Linked DNA regions of Homo sapiens: region 1 is linked to region 2. A link is an interaction called in ENCODE POLR2A ChIA-PET data of the cell type or tissue named here. Cell type or tissue: Caco-2. All regions are shown on one strand. Region 1 overlaps MELK (maternal embryonic leucine zipper kinase). Region 2 overlaps MELK (maternal embryonic leucine zipper kinase).

Region 1 (4,000 bases), 56 kb before region 2:
TCTGTTTTTTTTTTATTACAAAGTTTGAGATACACTATCATGGTTAAAAAAAAAAAAACCTTCAGCTAGACATTGGATAACAAGCAGCAACAGGAAAAAAAAGCCACAAACTTCTAGGAAAATTTGGCTTGATAGAGTCTTTTAAAATTATTATATATAAAAAGGTGTTTGTGCCTGAGTCCTTGCTTATGCTTTCATAATACATTTTCCTACTTAGGTGGCTTTGCAAAGGTCAAACTTGCCTGCCATATCCTTACTGGAGAGATGGTAGCTATAAAAATCATGGATAAAAACACACTAGGGGTAAGTTTAGATTTATTTAAAAAATAGTCCACTTATAGATCAGTTTCGTGAATTAAAACCTGAATTGTTCTAATGTTCTAGTTACTGCTCTTAGAATAATATTTTTATACCTTTTAAAAAACGTATAGATCTGTGGTTTTAAAAAGTAATCTGGGGGAAGGGATTACTTTGTTCTTCAGATTTTAACGCAGTGCAGTGGGACATATTTGAAGTCTGTAGCATCCATCTGCAGTCTGTAGTCTGTAGGTGTTTCTGGATATTAATGTGTCCCATCTTTCTTTTCTTTTCTTTATTATTTTTTATTTTTTTTTGAGACGGAGTCTCGCTCTGTCGCCCAGGCTGGAGTACAGTGGCGCGATCTCGGCTCACTGCAAGCTCCGCCTCCCGGGTTCACGCCATTCTCCTGCCTCAGCCTCCCGAGTTGCTGGGACTACAGGCGCCCGCCACTACGCCCGGCTAATTTTTTGTATTTTTAGTAGAGACGGGGTTTCATCGTGTTAGCCAGGATGGTCTCAATCTCCTGACCCCGTGATCTGCCCGCCTCGGCCTCCCAAAGTGCTGGGATTACAGTCGTGAGCCACCGCGCCCGGCCTCTTTTCTTTTCTTTACTTTTTTTTTTTTTTGAGACGGAGTTTTGCTCTGTCGCACAGGCTGGAGTGCAGTGGCGCGATCTTGGCTCACGGCGACCTCCGCCTCCCAGGTTCACGCCATTCTCCTGCCTCAGCCTCCTGAGTAGCTGGGACTACAGGTGCCCGCCACCATGCCTGGCTAATTTTTTTGTATTTTTTTTTTTTTTTTTTTTAGTAGGGATGGGATTTCACTATGTTAGCCAGGATGGTCTCGATCTCCAGACCTCGTGAACCGCGTGCCTCGACCTCCCAAAGTGCTGGGATTACAGGCGTGAGGCACCGCGCCCGGCCCCATCTTTATTTTCTTATGATACTCTTACTAAATATAAATCATTTTGGTACTATAGATAGGCAAATAGATAAATATTATGTCCTAGCTTTTTTTTTTTTTTTTTTGAGACAGTCTCACTTTGTTGCCCAGGCTGGAGTGCAGTTGCACAATCACAGCTCACTGCAGCCTGTACCTGCTGGGCTTAAGTGATCCTCCCACCTCAGCCTCCTGAGTGGGTGTGACCAGAGGCACATGCCACTATGCTTGCCTAATTTTTAAACATTTTTCTAGAAACAAGGTCTTACTCTGTTGCCCAGGGTGGTCTCAAACTCCTGGCCTCAAGCAGTCTTCCCATCTCAGCTTCCCAAAGTACAGGGTATGTAGGGGTGAGCCACTGTACTTGGCCTGTCCCAGCATTTTATTCAAAATGGCTTTAGAAGTTATCTAATTAAATCCTTTTCCAAATCAGCCTCTTTTTCCTCTATGTGAATTCTTCCAGGGGGAACAGCTTGTTATCTCCTAAAGCAGCCCATTCAGTTTGTGGTCTTGGCTACAATGTATAAAAAGTTATTTTTATGTTGAGATAAAGCCTGTCTCTTTTGGTGGTTTTTCTGGGGCTTCTGTACCCATTCCAGTGTTTGAAGTCACCTTGAGTCATCTTTTTTTTCTAATTCCTTCTACCATTCTTTGTTTTTTTTTTTTTTTTTTTTTTTGAGATGGAGTCTTGCTCTGTCACCAGGCTGGAATGCAGTGGTGCGATCTCGGCTCACTGCGACCTCTGCCTCCTGGGTTCAAATGATTCTCCTGCCTCAGCCACCTGAGTAGCTGGTACTACAGGCGTGTGCCACCATGTCCAGCTAATTTTTGTATTTTCAGTAGAGACAGGATTTCATCATGTTGGTCAGGCTGGTCTCGAACTCCTGACCTCAAGTGATGCACCCACCTCGGCCTCCTAAAGTGCTGGGATTACAGGTGTGAGCTACCACTCCCAGCCTAACATTTTGTAATTGTCCTTAATTATCAAACATAAAAAATAATTTTTGGTTGGGTGTGGTGGCTCATCCCTGTAATTCCAGCACTTTGGGAAGCTGAGGCCAGAGGATTGCTTGAGGCCAGGAGTTCGAGACTAGCCTGGGCAATATGGCAAGTCTTGTCCCTACAAAAAATAAAAAAAATTTAGCCAGGTGTGGTTGTGCATGCCTGTAGTCCCAGCTACTTGGGAGGTGGTGGTGGGAGGGTCCCTTGAGCCTAGGAGGTTGAGGCTACAGTGAGCTGTGATTGCACCACTGCACTCTAGCCTGGGCAACAGAGCAAGATCTTGTCTAAAAAAAGTTTTTTTTTGATGTTTTTATTGTTGGAATGAGATAGGGCTTAATATTAATTGTTACCTACTTTTTTAATTGTTAAAGATATAAGTTCTGATTAACACATAAATAAGTCAAAGGGAGCCAGGCACTGTGGCTCACACCTGTAATCCCAGAACTTTGGGAGAACAAGGTGGGTGGATTGCCTGAGCTCAGGAGTTTGAGACCAGCCTGGGCAACAAGGTGAAAGCCCTTCTCTACGAAAAATACAAAAAATTTCGCTGGACATGGTGGTACACACCTGTAGTCCCAGCTACTTGCGGGGCTGAGGTGGGAAGATCACTTGAGTCTGGGAGGTTGGGCTGCAGTGAGCCGAGATGGTGCCGCTGCACTCCAGACTGGATGACAGAACAAGACCCTGTCTCCAGAAAAAAAAAAAAAAAGTCAAAGAGTATGTAAGTAGTTTTGTTACAGCAATGTCATTAAATCATTTGAATTTCTTCCTAAATATATGCTAAAATCATACAATGACCAGTATAAGAAATTATTTTTAATTATCTGTCAGTGGACAATTCAGGCTTTCCTCCAGTTTTTTTGTTTTATTCAATTTTTTGTTTTCTATTTATTAATCTAAGAAAAAAGCATTAAAACCATTTTTCTTGAGCATTTAAACATGAGTATCAATTAGATTAATTCCCTTAAGCAGTTTAAATTTCAGTTATAACTTTAGTATGACTTACTTTAACACTTCAAATACTTAAATAGCAAACAAAATGTTATTACAAAATGTGTTATCACACTGATGCTCAAAACTTATTCTAAAGCGTAATATGACATTAATTCATGATTTCTAAACTTGTTTTTATATTTTCTGTTGTTATTATGCTCATTTTAGTTATTTTCTAGGATTTTAATAATATTTTGATTACTTCCATGGTTTTATTTATTTATTTATTTATTTTTGAGATGGAGTCTTGCTCTGTCACCCAGGCTGGAGTGCAGTGGCACGATCTCGGCTCACTGCAAGCTCTGCCTCCCAGGTTCACGCCATTCTCCTGCCTCAGCCTCCAGAGTAGCTGGGACCACCACGCCCAGCTAATTTTTTTGTATTTTTAGTAGAGACGGGTTTTCACCGTGTTAGCCAGGATGGTCTCGATCTCCTGACCTCTTGGTCCGTCTGCCTCAGCCTCTCAAAGTGCTGGGATTACAGGTGTGAGCCACCACGCCTGGCCGATTACTTCCATGGTTTTAGTCATCAGGCTTCCTCCCCACAAAGAAAGAAGATTATCATACCAAGATAGTGAAAGTTACAGTTGATTCTTTGTCAAGACATGATATCTAGTTGCATAGTCCTGGATAACTGGGTCCTGAGACACTGGCCATTAAGACGGAGTCCCTTTTTATTTTATTTGTTTTTCAAGATGGAGTCTTGCTTTGTCACCCAGGCTGGAGTGCAGGGGTGTGATCTCAGCTCACTGCAACCTCTGCCTCCT
Region 2 (4,000 bases):
AAGGGTTCTGGAATGGAATGGATCTGATAGGCTAGCTGATTCAAGCTCAGGGCCCACGTCCTGTGTATTTGCAGCCTTTGTGGCGAGCATTGCTTATCTGGTGTCTGTTGAAGTAGCTACTGGAGCAGAGTGATGGAGAGGTGGCATTGTGTTATGGTAGGAAAACCTGGGGCTAGGAATGAAAAATGCCAGTCTTAGGCAGATCACAGTAACTTTTCTGAGTCTTCATTTTATCACCTCTAATATGGGTATTCTAATGTCAATCTGTGTATGTTTGGGTCATGTTTTGCCATTTATAGAGTAACTTTACATGTTGTATCATTAATCTCTTTTGCCTGCCTTGCAGAGCTGTTACAGGATCAAATGAATTATATACAGGAGAGGCATAATGAATTGTTGTTGCTTTTTAAAGGATTTGCTTTTCTCTTTCAGTGTTGTGTTTCATCAAGAGTGAACTATTAAAAAAAATTCAGATTTCCTTGAATATTTAAGGTATAGATGCTGTCTGTTCTGTAACTCTACGCATGATCGCCTCCTACCATTTTCATACATAGTTCTGGTACCCAAGTATTGCATCAAATAGAAATTATAGTCAGTTTCATTTTCTGCCCTGGCGAACAGGAAATGTAGTAGGCACAGATAATCCAAAATAATTGGCTAGCTTTTGGTATGCAGTTTTGTACTTAATTTGAGTATGTGTGGCTGAGGATTCAGAGCGCTTTAAGTATTGATCCTCTTTGGAAGACACAGCTTGAGATTAATCATGTTTTTTAGACCCTTGGTATCTTTTCTACCACACTCATTTCATTGTTTCCAGTTCAGGAGCCCAGCAGAGATAGTAGAACCTCCTTCTTCCATCTCCTGCCTTTCTCACACATATGCCTTGTGGTAAAGGTACAGGCAGGAGGCTGCGGGAGAGAGGGGTTCTTTTACAGTTAAAAAAATATTTTTTTTTTACACTTAAGATGATGGAGGGAACCTCAAAAATTTATTTTCTTGCTTGAGCAGTGTTGACATCAACAAGAGGATACCAGGTATTAAGGTGTCTAGGCTTCTGAGGTTGAGACCATCTTGAGGGGAAATCTACAGTTCTAGGAGCGGTCATAGTCAAAGCAGCACAATGAAAACTTATTCTTAGCACTTTGGACTTTAACAGTACCACTAGTATAAACCTTTGTGGTCTCTACTTTGTAACCCATGAGGTTGTGCTTATACCAGTCAATAATGCAAGGCTCTCTCAGTCTGTTTGAGCTGCTGTGACAAAATACCATAAATTGAGTGGCTTAGAGAGAACAGAAATTTATTTCTTGCAGTTCTGGAGGTTGGGAAGTTCAAGATCAAGGCATCATAGAGCTAGAGTTCTGGAGAGTAAAAATAAAGAAAAAAAAGATCAAGGCACCAGCAGATTTGGTGTTTGATGAGGGCCCACTTTCTGGTTCATAGAATGGCTCTTTCTTGCTGTGTCCTCACGTGGTGGAACGGGAGAAAGGGGAAAGGCCTCTGGAGCCTCTTTTCTTTCTTTTCTTTTCTGTTTCTTTTTCTTTTTTAAAGAGATAGGGTCTCATTCTTTTACCTGGGCTGGAGTGCAGTGGCTTGATCATACCTCACTGTAACCTTGAACTCTTGGGCTCAAGTGATCCTCCCACCTCAGCCTCCTGAGTAGCTAGGACTACGCATGTGAGCCATCGCACCTGGCTAATTTTTGAATATTTTTTTGTAGTAATGGAGTCTTGCTGTATTGCCCAGGCCAGTCTCCAACTCCTGGCTTCAAGTGATCCTCCCACCTTAGCTTCCCAAAGCCCTGGGATTACAGGCATGAGCCATTGTACTTTGGCCTGGGGCCTCTTTTATAAGTGTAATAACCCCATTTATGAGGGCAGAGCCCACTTGTGACCTACTCACCTCCCAAAGACCCAACCTCCTAATACTATTACACTAGTGATTAGGTTTCAGCGTATGAATTGAGGGGAAAAATTTGTCTTTACTGTTTCTTTTCATGATGGCAGCCTTTCTCTTGAGCTTGTTGTTACAAGTGTGATGTTCAAAACAAGGGAAGCTCATGATATTGCCCTGCCTTGTGCTGGGCAGACCTCTCTTTCTTGTTATGTTTGGTTCTGAATACTTCACTTTGATGTGTAGTATCAACCTGGAGTGTGATCTAAAGAAAGGGCCAGAATAGTAAGGGGAGTTAATCATTAAAGTGGAGGTTGGCGGAACTAGAAAACGGAAGACTTGCAGAGGAAAGGTTGCTTATAATAGGAATACGCAAATTTCTGAAAGGCTCTTTTAGCACAGAGGAAATAGAATTATGACTGTTGGTGAAAATAACCAGTTTTTGAGGGCCTACTCTGTTGAGATGTTGTACTAGGCGCTTGCTCTATGTTGCATATATTGCAGGGCACATACCATCTCTCTCTAGCAGATGATGAAACTGAGACTCAGAGGTGTGGTCATGTTCAAGGCCGCATGGTTATTAAGTCCTGTTGCAATTAAAACTAAGGTCTGTCTAATTCCCAAGCCTGTTAGCCATCAGTTTGTACCAATTCCCAGTGGACAGAGATCACAGGGAGACAGACCTCAGGCAGCAGGAGGGAGATGCTAACCATTCCAGCTGTTCTGTGTACCCTGGAGAGGAGGCCTTTAAGCAGAACATAAAGCATCCCTCACTCGGGCTGCCATAAAGAGAGATTTTTTTTTTTTTTTTTTTTTGGAGATGGAGTTTCACTGTTGTTGCCCAGCCTGGAGTGCAATGGCTTGATCTCAGCTCCCCACAACCTCCGCCTCCTGTGTTCAAGCGATTCTCCTGCCTCAGCCTCCTGAGTAGCTGGGATTACAGGCATGCACCACCACGCCTGGCTAATTTTGTATTTTTAGTAGAGACGGGGTTTCTCCATGTTGGTCAGGCTGGTCTCCAACTCCCAACCTAAGATGATCCACCCACCTCGGCCTCCCAAAGTGCTGGGATTACAGGCGTGAGCCACCGCACCTGGCCTAAGAGAGTTATGTTGGAAAGATGAACTTTAAAGTTGTATTCCTCTGCTTCTCTTCCTGTGTAATCTTCTGAGCTCCCTTCCAGGTCCAGGCCAGGCTATTCCTGATTCCTGCCTTTTTGTTCTCAGTGATCCTTGCTTGGTTCTGAGAACCCATTTCCAGCCCTACCTTTAGTGAGGTACCATCATGTAGGGATTATTTGGATAATTTCTGTCCTTAAGCAAAATGAATTTTGTATAGAGGCTCTTACTTATATTCTTTTTTAAAGTTGTGGTCCAGCAAAATAACGATCGTGTGGCATCTATGGCACCATCGTAAAGGCTCCTTGAATTGTGCTAAACATAAACATAACCTGAGGTACCCTGTGCTCTACAAGTTTGAATCACTCTTTTACCAGTCTGTTGTATAGCCACTGATTTTAGATGCCTAGGTGGCTGCTCTTTGATGAAAATACCAATGCAGGTCTTGTGGTAGGGAAGGGGAGTATACAGTCCCTGGGCTGTACAACAGAACTTTTTTTTTTTTTTTTTTTTTTTTTTTTGAGACAGAGTCTCGCTCTGTTGCCCAGGCTGGAGTGCAGTGGCACAGTGTCAGCTCACTGCAGCCTCCGCCTCCTGGGTTCAAGTGATTCTTGTGCCACAGCCTCCCAAGTGGCTGGGATTACAGATGCTCGCCACCATGCCTGGCTAATTTTTGTATTTTTAGTAGAGATGGGGTTTCACCATGCTGGCCAGGCCAGTCTCAAACTCCTGACCTCAGGTGATCTGCCCGCCCCAGCCTCCCAAAATGCTAGAATTACAGGTGTGAACTATTGTGCCCGGCATTGTACAACCGAACTTTAACAACAGTTGCTCAGATGATGATGGGGATAAAGAGTTGGGAAAGAGCACATCTTCTTGAAATGCTTGCTGGAATATGCTTACTTCTTAAAAGATTATAGAGAATATTGATTCTTCCCCAAGAAATTGACAGATTCATGTTTTACATAATGATATTTGATTGTATAAAG

The links. Peaks named below come from ENCODE experiments on the same cell type or tissue, not always from the same donor. Only the 100,000 strongest peaks of a DNase experiment are listed, where the experiment ranks them.
Region 1: POLR2A ChIA-PET joins it to region 2 with 5 read pairs; 3 of 35 experiments call an interaction of 5 or more read pairs at or near these places.

The regions. Positions count from the first base shown.
Region 1 is chr9:36,583,410-36,587,409 of GRCh38, forward strand. It overlaps MELK (maternal embryonic leucine zipper kinase), which reads left to right. Exons shown (of 18, transcript NM_014791.4): 3 at 218-303. Among named protein-coding and RNA genes, the nearest start is that of MELK, 13 kb to the left of the region's middle. RefSeq lists an enhancer at 1,415-2,391. In Caco-2, no CTCF peak of the experiment used is centred here; DNase peaks (open chromatin) are centred at 1,412 and 1,975.
Region 2 is chr9:36,638,915-36,642,914 of GRCh38, forward strand. All of the region lies in intron 10 of MELK (maternal embryonic leucine zipper kinase), which reads left to right. Among named protein-coding and RNA genes, the nearest start is that of MELK, 68 kb to the left of the region's middle. In Caco-2, no CTCF peak of the experiment used is centred here; no DNase peak of the experiment used is centred here.